Regions from separate parts of the Mus musculus genome. Here region 2 is linked to region 1. The links are chromatin loops, found by intact Hi-C in ENCODE. Cell type or tissue: gastrocnemius. All regions are shown on one strand.

Region 1 (8,000 bases):
TGGGTATGGATTGCCTTGTATGGAGTACAAGTCCCTGCCCGGTATGGGCACTGGGGATCGGGGTAGAACATGTTTCTAGGTATCAGTGGATTGATGTGAAGGATTGAGGACACACTAGGAGGGGGACAAGGTCCACAGGAAGGAGGAAAACTGTTTCTGCCAGGGAGGGGAGTCAGAGAGGGATGCCAGGTCTGTGCAGGTGATCTCCTACAGAGCTAGTGACACTGGGGAATCTGCAGTGGAGAACAGGGAGGAGAGTGAACATCTCCTACCTGATACCCAGGCCAGCGTGGCCAGAGGGTTCCCAGGTAGTGCATGCCCTCTGGCATTGGCAGCTGACACAAAGGGATGAGGCAAGGGAGGAAGGCTGGGTCCCTCAAAGGTCTGCAGTGTCCCCAAGGAATACTGGTGGTTTTGATAAGGTATTACAATCAGGTGTGGATTGATGAACAAGAAACTACCAGATAAGTTTCACCTTCTGGAAGTGTACAAACACTTTATCCTGCATTTTGGAATTAAACAGAACTCGAAAGCATGACACAAAACAATCGTGTAAAATATATGGCACGTGTTATCCAAAATGATAACTATTATGTTGGACTCAATGTTGTTCTTATTTGGGGGGGGGGCTTTTTTTGTGGTTTGCTTTTATGTTTGGTGTTTGTTTGTTTGTTTGGTTGGTTGGTTGGTTGGTTGGTTTTTCGAGACAGGATTTCTCTGTATAGCCTTGGAACTCACCCTGTAGACCAGGTTGGCCTCAAACTCAGAAATCCGCCTGCCTCTGCATCCCGAGTGCTGGGATTAAAGATGTGCGCCACCACTGCCCAGCTCAATGTTGTCGTTTTTTTAACAGAGCCCACTTAATCTATATCTTTATGCTCTTGCTTATACAAGACCTATGTGGATATCCTCTAAGAATCTTTCTTCAGGGTTAAAGTTAAAAGTGCTTCGCATCCTTGCCGAGGACCCATATACAGTACTCAGCATCCACAGGGTGGCTTACAATCATCAGTAATTTCAGTTCGGGGGTGGGGGTGGGGATCTGACGGTGTCTTCTGTGTCTTCTTGCCTTTTCAGATACCAGGCATATAAATAGTACATAGGCACACTTGCAGATGAAATGCACACACATATTAAACAGATAGATAGATAGATAGATAGATAGATAGATAGATAGATAGATAGATAGAAAGGAGAAGACATAGATGTAAAACAAAACCCTGCCTCTACAGTGTTAGAAAAATAGATCCAATATAGCTTATGCTGCTCCCTCCACCCTCTTCTCCCCTCCCCCACCCAGCCCCTTAGAGTGAGTTGATAATATTTTATTGGTCTGCTCCTCTAGAGGTGGCTGGAACCTAGTGTCTCAGTGTTCACAAATATGATACATAGAGATGCCACTCTGTAGAGTGGAAGCCAGCCCGGTCACATGGAAAGGATTCACTGGGAAGTAGCGTGGGTACCTGTATGAACAGGAAGCCAGAAGAGAAAAACTGATCAGTAATACTGTAAAACTTGTGACATCATCAGTGACAGCTTGAGAAAATGAGTATGACACCTCTGGGTACTGATAAGAGTCACAGAAGCTCCCAGTTCCCTTGATCAGCCCCTTGTCCCATCTTGACAGCTGAGTGAATCAAGACCTACAAGCACTTAGGCCAGACAAACGTCCTGATTTTCTGTTCTATGAGCTCTTCTCAATGTATTCGCAAGTGCTTCCAAATGTTTGGGTTGTCGTCCACCTCTGCCATTCCTTAGGAAATAGAAGGAAATATGGAATACTGTCGGTTATTATTTTTTTTCTGTCAGATTTTCTCTGTATGGTAGATTATTTAAACCACTGAAACTTCCCCTCTCATTCTCTTCATTCATATAATGTGACATGGCAGATCACCTCCTTCAATGAGAGTTAGTCTGTATCCCTACACTTTGAATATGTGTTGGTCACATGGCTCATTTTGACCAATAGGACATTAGTAACTGGATATAAGCAGAGGCTTGCAAAGCATTTGTATATCAGCGCTCACCGTCTCGCTGAGTTTGGAGCAGCACCAAGACACACCATAGGAGAACAACCCATGTTAAGTTGTTGAAGGTGTCTGATGACTGGGGTTGGGTGGTGAATACTAGCCAGTGACCACTAGACATTAGATGTGGATAGAGCCATCCAGGGTCATAAAGTCACCATCAAAATCAATAGTTTACCGCAGAGCCCCTGAAGCACTCAGGGAGGATCAGAAATGAACTTGCCCATGTCAAGACAGTAATCCAACTGACTCATAGAACTGTAAGCTAAGTCATGAGGATTAAAATAAAGGCTCTCCCACAAGGCTGCCCATCCACCACTGGGTGATAAATCACACACACCCCCAGGGTTTGCAGCTTACAACAATCAATACTATCCCCTCTTTTTCCAATATAGGGATCTAAGCACGTGGTTGCTTTAGGCTCAAGTTCCATAAGGCTGAAGTCAAGATGGCTGACGTTACAGCCGTTTCAATACTTCGGCAGGCCTCAGGTCTCTGCCGACTGTCTGTCTGATGGAGGTATCATTTTTCTTGCCACATGCGTCTCTCCAAAAAAATTTTTTTATAACACGGCAGCGTGCTTCCCAGAGCAGAAGCAACTGGGAGAGTTCCCAGAAGGTGCAATCTTTTTATAACTGACTCATAGAAGTAATACCTTCTCGTTTGCACCGAAGCTATTAAAAGCTACTAAAAGTGGGTCACGAAATCTAGGCCCTGAACAAGGTGAGGGAGGCACAGAGGGTGTGGTGACAGAAGAAAGTGTCAGTCTTTAAGGCTGACTATACACACACTCAGAAAAAACCCTGCTTTTTCTCTAGAAGTTGCCACAATACCAACTTGTTATCCTGAGGTTTGTCACATGTTGCTCAACACCAGACAACCAGGACACCCAACAAAGGAAAAACATGGCAAGAAATAGTCTGAAAATTGCAGTTATTTTTTCATCAAACCAACCATATTTAACACACATTTAAATATAGACTATGTAGAATGTAGAAAGAACATTGAAACATTATAGTGAGAAATAAAATTAAGCAGAGCTAATCTTTTAGATAGATTAAGAGAGAGAGATATGGGTGGGTGGATGGATAGATAGATGGATAGATAGATAGATAGATAGATAGATAGATAGATAGATAGATAGAGATATATACTTGTGTATTTTCATATGTATGACTGCTTCGCCTGCATGTATATATACTGTGGGTTTGTCAGGTTCTTAAGGAGGCCAGAAGAGGTCATCAGATTCCTTGGAATAACCAGGGATTGTGTTTGGTAGGAATGAAACCTAGTCCTCTGCAAAAGCATTCAGTGCTGTTATGCACTAAGCCATCCTTAGATCTAGTCTTACATGTTGTAATAGAAAATTCTAAGTATATCTTCAAAGAACACAGGTAGCTTTTGCACATTTTTAAATCACAGCCATGACACAATCTGTGTGGGGAGGAGGTGGGTGTATGTGTGTTTGGTGTCCCTTCAGGTGTCACAGCCAGCAGTGAAATGACCTGGGAAGAGGTGAAAAATGAAAATTCAGCTCGTCTTAGACTGGACCAAACTTTAGGAGTCTCACACCAGGCAATTTATTGCCAGCATATAGGGTATAGATTGGGGGAAGAAAAAAAAAAGCTTTCTGGTGTAATACAAACCCCTGTGCACAAGGAGGCGTAATTACATCAAAACTCAACTCAAAGACCATGTCATTTCTTCCAAGAAGATGGGCTCTAGAGATTTGGGCCTTAAAGCCTAAGGACAGATCTGTCATGGTCTCATTCGTACAGATAGCGTCAAGGTGGCTATTAGCCACCTCTGGTCCTGGTTGTGGGAGCTTGGGGGAGCCTCTGGCTATACAGATAAGGGTTGTTTAGACTGTTAGAGAGCCCCTACACTGTAATGTGAGGATCATTTAGATTTCAAGCTAATTGTGGTTCTGGTTGTGAGAGCCTGGTACGGCCAGGCCCAATTGATAACACAGCTCACCAGGCTGTTAATTGCCTGCAAATGCCCAGCCTTCTTGATGGAAGAATAGGTTTTACATTCTTTCCTGTTTAGAAGACAATTCCGAGAGTTTAGCATTTCTGGTTCCTCTGGGGGTCTGGGGGCATAAGGACCTTCATGTTCCCAACAAATTAGGGCCATAGCTTGGGAGTATCACCAATGTGGTATATGTGTAGGGTGGAGAGGATGTGGGAGAACAGACAGAAAGAGCTCAAATGTAGTTACAGATGCTAGCTCCTGTTGCTGCTCTGCTCCTGGCTGTAGTGGAGATGTTGGTTTCTTTAATCACAGAAATCTTACAGGAATGTTTTTGTTTGAGTGCCCGGTGTGGGATATGGGGCGGCTTTCGAGTGTCCACAGCAGCTGACTGTGATTTGCCCCATGTTCTGGTGGGGGCATGATGCTGCCAGTCACAGATAATTCCTGAAAATGTATGACCTTTGGAATTCTCGGGACTCTTGAGAGGGTATAAAAATGCTAGAGCCCCGAGAGAGGTGGTGGCTGGTGCTGCTGTCGCTGCTGCCCCTGCCCCTGCCCTGCCCCTGTTGCCCCTGCCCCCACCCTTTTCCCCTCCACACCCCACCCCCACTCCTGCCACTGCTCCCACTGATGGCTGGTTGCTGATTGCAGATTGCTGCTTGGAGATATCCTGCTAAGAGGAATCAACAGTGCCCTCAAGGAACTCAAGGACACTAATCAGCAGGAAGTAGCCTGTGAAGATCAATGCCCCCCCCCCTTGTTCTCCTCTATCCGTCTTTCTCTCTTACCCAGTGTTAGGGGGTAGGAAGGGATTGGGGTGGAGAAGGATATTAAGAAAAGGAACCCATTAAGTAACCAAAAGTCTGCCTACACCTTGCCAATAATGTGACCTTAAAAGCAACTAGCAACTGTGCTGTAGCCTCATTACCTACAAAAAAAAAAAGTGAGGTTGAGATTATGACTCCCAACATGCTTTGCAGAACCTTAGAAACGGAACCATTTAACTTTCTGGGTTTCTGTGAAATAATTTTAAACATTTAAGAGGTTGGGCTATTGAAGGAGCAAAAATGTCCTCTGGTTGTCGATCAAGGACAAACTCCTCTTTTTATCCCACCATCTTCCAATGTAGAAATCCTTCCTGTAAAATAATTGACAAACGTCCTCAAGTCTCTGCTTCACTATCTCTGTGAAAACTCGGTCTTTCGGAAGAGGGCCATGCACTCCGTTCCTGGGTAGCTATAGCACTGCTTTCGTTTTGCTTTTATGTTGAGGCAACGTTTTCTCATTTTCAAATCTCCATCCTCTGTGATGATGTGTGAGTTAGACATGAGCCTGGTTCTTTTTCTTTTCTTTCTTTCTTTTTTTTTCTTTTTTGGTGTTTTGAGACAGGATTTCTCTGTGTAGCCCTGGCTGTCCTGGAACTCACTCTGTAGACCAGGCTGGCCTCGAACTCAGAAATCCACCTGCCTCTGCCTCCCAAGTGCTGGGATTAAAGGCGTATGCCACCACGCCCGGCTGAGCCTGCCCGGTTCCTTTACGCCAAACAATGTGAAGTGCCAGAGGATGTGAGTTTTGTGCCTGTCACTATTGTGTGAATCTTCAAACCCTGCTGCGGCAGCACTTGTTTCCTGTGCAGTTTGAGTAGTTTTGGCCCCCATAGATTTCTGTGTTTCAGTGCTTGTCCATAGGAAGTAGCACTTTTAGGAGCTGTGGCCTCGTCGGAGTAGGTGTGGCCTCATCAGAGTAGGTGTGGCCTCGTCGGAGTAGGTGTGGCCTTGTTGGAGGAAGTGCGTCACAGCTTTGAGATCTCCTATGCGCAAGCTCCACCCAGTGTGGAATCAGAACCTCCTCCCAGCTGCCTTAGGATCAAGAAGTAGAACTCTCAGCTCCTCCAACACCATGTCTGACTGCGTGCTTCCGTACTTCCCACCATGATAATAATAGAAGCTCTGAAACTGTAAGCCAGTCCCAATGAAATGAGTTGTCTTGGTTGTGGTGTCTCTTCACAGCAATAAAATTCCCAGCTAAGACAGTTCCCTCTTTGCAGTCCATGTGACTCTTGGTTGTTGACTAGGAACATGGCTCAGAATCTCTCTTCAGGATCAGAATATGTGCTTCTCCGTTATGCAAGCTCCAAAGAAGAGGCTCAAGGAACAAGCAAGTTTACTGGGCTTCAGACCCCTCACCTGTAGAAACCGCATTTGAGCTAAACTTGCCAAAGAAATGGGTGTGACCTCTGGATTGGGCATGGCGGGAGAGGCTGCAAGTGCCCCTTGGCTCCTGAATTCTTCAGGTTGTATGCAACAAGCTCTTCTCAACAACTCCCAGAACTGCATACAATTAAAGTCAGACTGTTTGGCGCTGCGCTGTGAGTTTCAAAATGTTTGCTGCCTCTACTAATACCACCCCCCTTTCAATGTTATCAGAGAGTCAAGAAGCAGTTCAAGTCCCTGCCCCTGCAATCTAAACTCACTGTGTATTATGGCTAAGATCTGAAATGGCCTCCAAAGCTTATACATTGAAGTCTTGGCACCACTGCGTCAGCGTTCAGCTGGGGGCCTTTGAAAGCCATAGATAAGTTCATCAATGGACATAACCACTGATGGATTTGTTGAGTTAACAGGCTACTGGTCAGGAATGTAAACTTAAGAAAACAGAGCATAGCTGAGAGATATAGGTCATTGGGGAGGTCCTTAAAGGGTCTGTGGTGTCCCCAGCTCCCTCCCCACTGCTTCCTGGCTTTTATGAGGTAATGCTCTTTGAGTGGCTGGATGCTGTCATGGTCCAGAGACACAGGCCTAGGGACTGTGGACTGCACTCTTGCAAAGTGAGTGTTTCTGTATCTAAGGTTGTTTTGCTCAGCTACGTTTGTCACATGCTGTCTACTGACTAACAAACTGTCTCAGGCAGGAGCACCCAGTAAACCAATCTGAGCCTGCAGGGTTTTGAGTAGATCAAGGTCTCCCAACCTCCTTTTCTTTACCCTCATATTTCATATTTTATAATATGAACTGCCCTCCTCACTACAGTCCTCTAATGCATGTGCACACTCTCAAAATATGAGTCTCCCAGTTTCTTTGCATTTCCTCTTCTCCAAACCAAGTAGAATGGATTTTTCTCTCAATACATTTACAGAAAGGAAAACATTAATCCCAACCACCCATCCATTACTCTGTGTTGTAACTCAAAAGATGAGTGTTACCCTGAGACATGTCAGCTAGCTGGAGATTACATTTGGAGAGGGGGGGCTCTTGGAAAACTCTCTTCTGGGGAGGATCCTCTTGTCAGCCAGTCTCTGGACATCAGCCAAGCAGGGCCTGTCCATGCACAGCCCTTATCCCTGAGCCCAAATTCTCCTGTCACTATTTAGCGGAGGTGAGATTTACCGTTCCTGAGAACTCGGAGGTACCATCTCTCAAATTCATCTCTTGCCGCTAAGCCATCTTTTTGTTAACCATGCTACGATCACATCTTCAGTCACCAGAGAGGAGGGAGCAGCCATGTCTGTTGTGGACAGACGCTCCAGGGTGGTCACCTTTCTGGGGTGGCGCTAGAAACCATGGTGGAATTGAGACAGCCTCTGTGTGTTAACCAAAGAACAGGAAGTCTAAGGGAACAGGCCATCTCTGCTCTTTATCTTTTGCTAAGAAACCATTGAACAAGACACTCAGCTGAACAGTGAGGGCTATTTCTCAGACCTGGAAGATCCGTTTACCTTAGTGTGGTTTGAGTAGCCTCATCTAAAATGTTCCAGAATTTATAGATTTGGGGTTTCAGACATCTTTGCATATCCATGATGGGGTGGGAGTAAACCAAACCCGAAATTCATGTAGGTATCATCTACCTTTGCATGCTGGATGGATGTAGCTTAACAAAATTTTAAAGTATTTTTTTTGTGTGTGTGCATGAAACAAAGTTCCTTGCTGTGGCATTTCCCACTGAGGATGTTCTGTCGATGCTCACCAAGATTTTGGCGCACTGTGAGTCTCAAGGGTTTGC
Region 2 (8,000 bases), 160 kb after region 1:
GCCACACTCAATTGGATTCCACATATCCAAGATTATCTGGGCAGTGTAAGTTGGAGTTGAGGGGCTAAGGGAGGGAGGCACAAAATGGTAGTCAGGGAAGGTAGATCAGGAAGGAGTAAGGGGTGGGGAGGATAGGATTGAAACAGACCTGAAATCCCCTAATGGAAATAAGAGAAAGCGTTAGCAGAAAGAAAACACAGAGGGACGTGTGAAGGCTTTAGACAGGCTCGGCAGGCTGGGTGCAGCAAAGAGAAAATATCTGAGCTGGAGGAAATGGCAATAAACTTTCCAAGTTTTAAAAAAATACTTATGTTTATTTTATGTGCATTGTTGTTTTGCCTGCGTGTATTTTTGTGAGGGAGTGTCAGATCCTGGAGTTACAGGTGGTTGTGTGCAGCCGTGTTGATGCTGGGAATTGAACCTGGGTCCTCTGGAAGTGCGGTCAGTGCTCTCAACCACTGAGCCATCTCTCAGTAAAAAATTTTCAAACAAGAAAAAAAAAGGATAAAGTATCTAAACCCAGTAAGGTAAGTTCAGAGCTTGTAACATAGATGAACCCGCCAACTCTCCGAGGTGCCTGACCTCGCTTCAGCGTTCCTGCTGGTCCGCCAACTCTCCAGCTATGCCAAACCACAGGGCACCCGCAGGGCTATCTCTCTGGTGCCCCACCCCCTGAGTTCCCCTCGTTCCTCTTGCTACCATGCACCCCACTGTCAGTCAACACATCACAGTACCCAGTACCCTGGCAGAATCAGGCTCTTAACGCTTAATTAACCAATCAGGTTTATGTATCGATAATATCACAATTTACAAGTTGCCAATACAATAACTTCAGAGCCAATTGATAATGATAAAAGCTTTATCCCAATATTTCTAACCTTATGAAATCATAGTTACTTGTGGCTGGAAAACATCATAAGGGTATACGTCTGCAGCCATCTTGGTTCCCCACCACTCTGCCATGCTCCCTCTCTTTGCAACTCTTAGCTCCACCTTTCTTTCCCTGTCCAATCACAGGCCTCCCACTGCCCTAATGTGATTGGACAGGGAAAATCCTGCAACAGGTAGAAGCCACAGCAATACCAAAAGGGCACACATAAACAAAGCCTGAAACAATTACTAGGGTTACTAAGAATTTCCACAAAGTTAATATCAGACATGAAAGTACAGAGCTTCCCTATAAGGGTGCTGCCTGAACCTTGGACTACTCGCTTGCCAGACCCTACCTGCCCTTGGGGTTTGGGGGTGAGGTGGCACAGAGTTAACGACACAGACTCTGGGAACAGGTGAGAAATGCTACAGCAAGCTCATCTGAGCACTGCTGCAAGCTCCTTTAATACCCTCCACCCATGCCCCATTGGTCCCAAAAAAGCATCTCTTCTAAATAGCAGTTTCCAGTTGTCTGGCTTTGTCTGCACCAGCAATCCTGGGTCCCTCAGACAGTCCTCAATTAGGTCCTCCTGCAGGAGATGTTTTTACAGCTGTGTGCCCCCCCCCCGCCCCCAGCATTTACATAGAGGTGGCCCACTGTCTCTTCTACAAAAGAGAACAAAGGTAAAAATTACGTATTGCTTCTAGAAATCTTGGAAGCAAGAATACCGTGGGCCATTGAGGGAAAAGGCTTTATCAGCCTAGAATCAAGTACCTTGTAAATCCATCACTCAAAACCAGGGAAAAATGAAGACTTTCTCAGACAAATAGTGAGGGGCATGCTGTCTAGTGAGCTCACCTTCCAAGAAATGTTCAAAATCAGTTGTTTAAGAAGAAGGAAAATCGCCGGGCGTGGTTGCCCACGCCTTTAATCCCAGCACTTGGGAGGCAGAGGCAGGCGGATTTCTGAGTTCGAGGCCAGCCTGGTCTACAGAGTGAGTTCCAGGACAGCCAGGGCTACACAGAGAAACCCTGTCTCGGAAAAAGAAGAAGAAGAAGAAGAAGAAGAAGAAGAAGAAGAAGAAGAAGAAGAAGAAGAAGAAGAAGAAGAAGAAGAAGAAGAAGAAGAAGAAGAAGAAGAAGGAAAATTGGGGGCTGGTGAGATGACTCAGCGGGTAAGGGCACTGACTGCTCTTCCGAAGGTCCTGAGTTCAAATCCCAGCAACCACATGGTGGCTCACAACCACCCATAATGAGATCTGATGCTCTCTTCTGGTGTGTCTGAAGTCAGCTACAGTGAACTTATGTATAATAATAATAAATAAATCTTTAAAGACGAAGAGGAAGAAGAAGAATCACCAGGCATGGCGGCACACACCTTTAACTTCGGCACTTGGGAGGCAGAGGCAGGGGAATCTCTCTGAATTTGGGGTGATCTTTGTCTACACAGTGAGTTCCAGGACAGCCAGGGCTGTGTAGAGAGATCTTATCTCAAAAGCCAAGGGAAAAAGGAGAGAAAGGAAGAAAGAAAGAGAAAGAAAGAAAGAAAGAAAGAAGGAAGGAAGGAAGGAAAGAAAAGCACACAAGTAATACACTTGGATATAAAGAAAGCCAGAGAAAGAGTAAGTGGAGATAAATTTTCAAATGTGCTCTACAGCTCCATATTAATTAGGGACGAAGGCAGCACTGAGAAATGACAGGGGGTCAGTTCATGAAGAATATGTAACAATTTATGTGTAGTTGCCTAACGATAGAATGCTAAGCTAGGCAAGCAATGGTGGCAGAATTACACAGAAGTGAGTAAGTCCACTATTACATTCGGAGACTGTCACTGCTGGGCACTATTGTATCTAAGGCAGGAAGAAATGACAGAGTCTGGGAAGGGACGGGGCAGTGACTGTGAAGCTTAGTCCCAGCAAGATGGTGAAGTAGTGGTTTGTGGTAAGAATACTGCCCCCTCCAGGTGGGGGTGCACCCATGGTGGCAAATTCTCAGTGGTGGAGGTATGCCATGGTTCCTGTCTCCAGAGGACAGCGCATTAACAGCAGTTCTGGTTCCAAGATGTCACCTCAGAGACACCACACTGTCCATGGAAAGCAGGGCACAGCCACCAAGTCCTCCTTTGGGGACACTGGGGCTCATAGAATCCAGGTAGTTTTCTGTGCTGGGCCAACCACCCATGAGTTCTACAGAGAGTCCATAATGACCACCCTGTCAGTGTGCAGGGTCCCAATGTCCAAGGTGCCGATGTCCAGTCCCCTGATGTACGCCATACTCTCTTTAGTTGTTTTGTCGGAATGTGGTAGTTTATTCTTCTCTTTGGCTATCCTTGTGGAAGGGGGTGAGCACTAGAGGTGTTTATCTTATTGACACGACTCTGCTAAGGACTCTTAAATGTCACCCATAAGAAAATGAATGGGTGCTGGGATTTGAACCAGGGTCCTCTGCAGCCCTGACCAACCCCAATACCCAATTCTAGAGGTGAGAGCAGCAGGTCTCACCTATTGCTGGGGCCCTGAAACGCCATGAACTATGGAGATGGTTTGGTAGCTTCCAACAAAACTAAACACACCACCACGTTACAGTAACCAGGCTTTTACATGTACTCAAATGACCCGGGAACATATGCCCACCCACAGATGCTGATAGCAGCTTTATATCTGATCCAGAACTTGGAAGGAACCAAGCATCCTTCAGGTCAGTGGGAGAGTAGATTGTGGCCCATCCAGACAAGGGCTTGTACTCGGCAGTGAGGAAAATGAACCGTCTTGACAAGGAAGCAAGTGGGGGAAACTTAGAGGTTCTTTGACGAGGGAAACAACCAATCACATAACAAGAAACACTGTAAGACCCCCCCCCCCACCAGTGGCAGGACCAAGTTACAGAGAAGGCAGAACATTCAGTAGTGGAGAGGTTGGAGGGAGTGGGTGGGGAGTGAGTGGAGACATATAGGACAGTGGTGGTACTCTGTACGCAGCATAGGAGAAAACACCGCTTTAGCTCTAGTTCCAAACTCCCAGAACGTACAGTTCCAGGTGAAGACCAAGGTAAACTACGGACGTGTGAAGCTGATTAACTAGTCATGTTGAGCACCAGCAGCAGGCAGAAACTCTGTGTGGATGGTTGTAGTTTGGAGATGTCCAGAGGACACATGGGCTTCTCTCTGCACTTTTCTCTCAATTTTGCTCTTGACCTAAGGCTGCTCTTAAAAAGGGAAATCTGTTAAAAGAGAACCCCTTTCTGAAAGTTGTTCTCTGACCTCCCCCCCCCCATGAGTCCCCTCCCCCACCCCCATGCACAAGTAAATAAGTGTGATTTCAAAATGTTGAGCTGTCGGGGGCTTGAGATGTAAATTTCACATAATAAAATACAAATTCTCATATCTGACTTCAAGCACTTATTTTCTTCAGAAATGCTCTACTGGCTGCCAGCTTTGCCTGAGACTCCAGTGAAGAAGAAAAAATAATAAAAATGAGTCAGGTTTCTGCTTCACATTTCAATGAGTGTAAATGTGGGCAGTGTCTCCAGTCTCTTAATTGCTAAGTGATTAGTCGGGTTTTTAAGTTACTTGCCTACTTGCCTATCTTCTTTACATTTTAAATAAGGCCTGACCTTAAACTGTTGCCACTGAGCAAATTCGGCTTGCTTTTACAGATGCGGGAACCTAATGAACAAGGTTAGTGCTGCCACCTACTGTTGGAGGAGGAAGTAAATTGCGTTTCCCACGCAGTCAATTTGGAAAGACGCGGGGCAGCCAAATTGCTGGCCTGATCTCGGGCGGGGAAAGCCTGTACTATTATCTGGAAAAGAAGGGCAAGGTGATCAATGAAACTTTTGAGATAGACGTGGAAGATTCTGGAAACAAAGAATAAGTGTCAAGAGATCTGTCCAACTTCTCGGCCAGGAGATTTCCTGGGGCTCTGATGTCTTTAGCAAGCCCTAGTTCCATTTCTCTTGTATTGCTTCTGTCTGTGGCACATTACAGGACAGTGTAGGGCTTCAGAACTGTCCCTGGGGGACGGGTGGGAGTGTAGAAAGCTTCCTTGGCCTTCGTCTTCCCTACCCCTGCCTAGATTCTAAACTGGCTATCTTTCAGCCATCGGAATCTCATTTTTCCTCTTCCAGATACTTTCCACCACAACCTGGGTCACAGCGGGTGCATTATGTCACACTGCCTATTTTAAAGGCTGTGTATCATGTGATATCTCACAGTTCATCACCTTACAGCTATTCAGGTGTCCCATGAAGAGCTGTCACCTAGGCTGCTGGGAAGTGACCCAGAATGCAGCCTAGCAACCAAATGGAAACACGCACAGCCTAGTTCAAATTGTTAGGCAGGACTTTCTATAAAACTCAAAATAACATCAGCATCGGACAATATTTGTCCTTATCAACTCAAAGGAGGTTTGGGCAGGTCTGGGAGGGTAAGACTAAAAAATTCAGGAAGTTTGATATACATAGTCACACACACACACACACACACACACACACACACACACACACACTATCTCCAACAGCACTTGTAACAGGACTTGCTTTGGGACTGCCAGCTTCCAAATAATGACACAGAGACATATATTTATTTATGAATGCCTAGGCCTGAAGTTAGGTTTGTTTCCAGCTGGCTCGGAGCTCAACTATTCCGTTTATGCTAATCTAAGTCTCACCATGTAACTGGTTAGCTACCTCTCCTTCCTTCCAGGCCTGCAGCTTCTTCTCCATCTTCTTGATGAATCCTCCCGGGCCTGACTCTCTCCCAGAGTTCCCCTCTCTTCCAGGAAGTCCCACCTTCTATTTCCTGTTTTTGTTACAGGCCGTCAGCTTTTTGATAAACCAGTCAGAAGGTGAGAGAGGGTGGGTTTACAAAATATGATGCAGCCATATTAATAACGACACCAAAGTCAGCTTGTACTTGGCCCTCTGCCAACAGAGAGATCAGCATTTGAATAATACAAAGACGGTGTTTACACGGTGCACAATATTATCCCAACAGTGAGTTCTCCCAACAACTCCAGTAATGGCTCTAGTTAGACAGTCGTCTTCTTCCTTGACCACTGGACCATCCTGTGATGGGTTACACATCTGCAAACAATATACGTATTTCTAAGAACTGTGTGGGATTGTGTCTTCTTCCAAAATAAAGAACTCCCCTGTGCTAGTTAATGACTCTAATCTTAGAACTTGGGAGACTGAGGCAGGGGGATGACCATGATTTCAAGGCCAATGTTGGCAACATAATGAGGTCTTGGCCAGCCTTGGCTATAGAAGGAGACCTTATCTCAAAAGAGGAGGCAGGAATATGAGGAAAGAGAAGTAGAGGAAAAAAGAAAGAGACTCAAAGTTGGCCACAGATTTAAATATAAATGTAAAGCATGAAAAAAATCACATTCTTTACCCTCATTTTCAAATCAACTTAGGCAGATTAGTTCATCACTTTTCTCTAACGTTCTGGATTTTTCTAGGTAATCCGAGTATGCAAAGTGCGAGTCATTCTTGAACAGAAGGTTATAGGAGCTGAACGGGCATCTCTTTCACAGGACCATTCGATGGTCACTGGAATAGAAAGCTTTACCTATGTGATGCAGAGGTTGCTGGGCTCCTACTACTGTGTTGAAGCTGTGTGAAGACAGGCTTACAAACGGATCCAGGCATCACGTGCCAGAACTCAAATCCCTGCTGTAACAGTCACTTGTACATCCCTGGTGTGATTGTCATCTTAGAGGCTGGCTGATGAGTAAGCTTGCCCTTTCTGAACTCTGGCTGGCTGGTTCAACTCAACTGCTCTGGCTCAAACTCCCCTCCAAGATGACTGATTCAATCTGGCTTCTCTTGGCTTCTCACTAAATTGCTCTGCTTGGCCTCAAACTAACTCTGGCAATCTGTTCTAATCTTCTGGATCCTTCTCTGGCTCCTTCTGTCTTCATCTGGAACCTGTCTCTGTAAAACTGTCCCCGTAAAAACTGCCTCTCTCCCCCTCTTTTCCATGCTCCCCTCTTGAGCTAGCTCTTTCCTGTCTGTTCTCACGAGAAATGGGCATATCCCTTCTCTGACTCTGCCAAGTCCTTCTCTGATCCATCACTTTGTCTGCCCCTCGATTAGAAATCACTTTCAAACATGGCTGCTTCCTTCTATAAACTAACCTTACCTTAATGGTGTGTAGTAAAGGCATGTCTATATTCCAGCCAGGGGGATGAAAGGCATGTGACATTAAATTCCAATAGATCACACAGACCTAGGTCTTTGGATGTGATTAGAGCAGCCATGTTCCTGGATTAAAATTCCTCTACATCCTGTCCCACCAGTGTTGGACCTGTGTCTTTCTATTGTTTATTTCACCCCTAGTAATCTCTGTTTCCTCAACAGATAAGCTGCACTTGCTAGTACTACTGATGAGACTGTCTTAGTCAATGTTCTTTTGCTGGGAAGAGACACCATGACCAAGGCAACTCTTACAAAAGGAAGTATTGAATTGGGGTCTGGCTTACAGTTTCAGAGAGATTAGTTCATTATCATCATGGCAGGAAGCATTGTGGCACACATGGAGCTGAAGCAGTAGCCGAGAGTCACACTCTGTTTCACAAGCACACACTCACACAGAGGGAAGCAGGGAGAGAGAGAGAGAGAGAGAGACAGAACCTGGCATGGTTTTTGAAACCCCAAGGCACACCCACAATACCACACTTCCTCCAACAAAGCCATACCTTCTAATCCTATGGAAGAGTGCCACTCCCTGGTGACTAAGCATGCAAGTATATGAGCCATTCTTATCCAAACCACCGCAAATACTAGCCCTATTCTTGGCACTTCCCAAGTTCTCAGTTACCATGAGCTGCAGTTATTAGGTAGAATAAGTTACTCAGCAGATTCTGACTGCCGTGAAACAGCAGCGTCAGTCATTGACTTGCCTTGCTCATTTAGCTGGTATCGATTAGGAAGCGCTGAATTTAGAAGATGCCTGATTGACTAACAGGATCTCATTATCAATAATGGAGATACTAGGGTTATTAACATTCCTCAAATTAAATAGGAAAGTCCCTCCTGGAATTCTCTTCTCCTTTTCTTTCTCTTTTCCTTCTCCTCCCCTCCTTTTTTCCTGTCTCCTCCTTCCTCCTGCCTGACGTTTTGTTGGT

The links. Peaks named below come from ENCODE experiments on the same cell type or tissue, not always from the same donor. Only the 100,000 strongest peaks of a DNase experiment are listed, where the experiment ranks them.
Region 2: it touches region 1 in a loop (11-fold over the local background); 30 of 42 quality-filtered maps call a loop at or near these places.

The regions. Positions count from the first base shown.
Region 1 is chr15:96,966,309-96,974,308 of GRCm38, forward strand. No RefSeq gene overlaps it. Among named protein-coding and RNA genes, the nearest start is that of Gm32840, 74 kb to the right of the region's middle. In gastrocnemius, a CTCF peak has its summit at 3,688; no DNase peak of the experiment used is centred here; H3K4me3 peaks cover 182 bases; H3K27ac peaks cover 2,885 bases.
Region 2 is chr15:97,130,917-97,138,916 of GRCm38, forward strand. No RefSeq gene overlaps it. Among named protein-coding and RNA genes, the nearest start is that of Gm32733, 27 kb to the left of the region's middle. In gastrocnemius, a CTCF peak has its summit at 4,570 (motif pointing left); a DNase peak (open chromatin) is centred at 4,571; H3K4me3 peaks cover 333 bases; H3K27ac peaks cover 1,314 bases.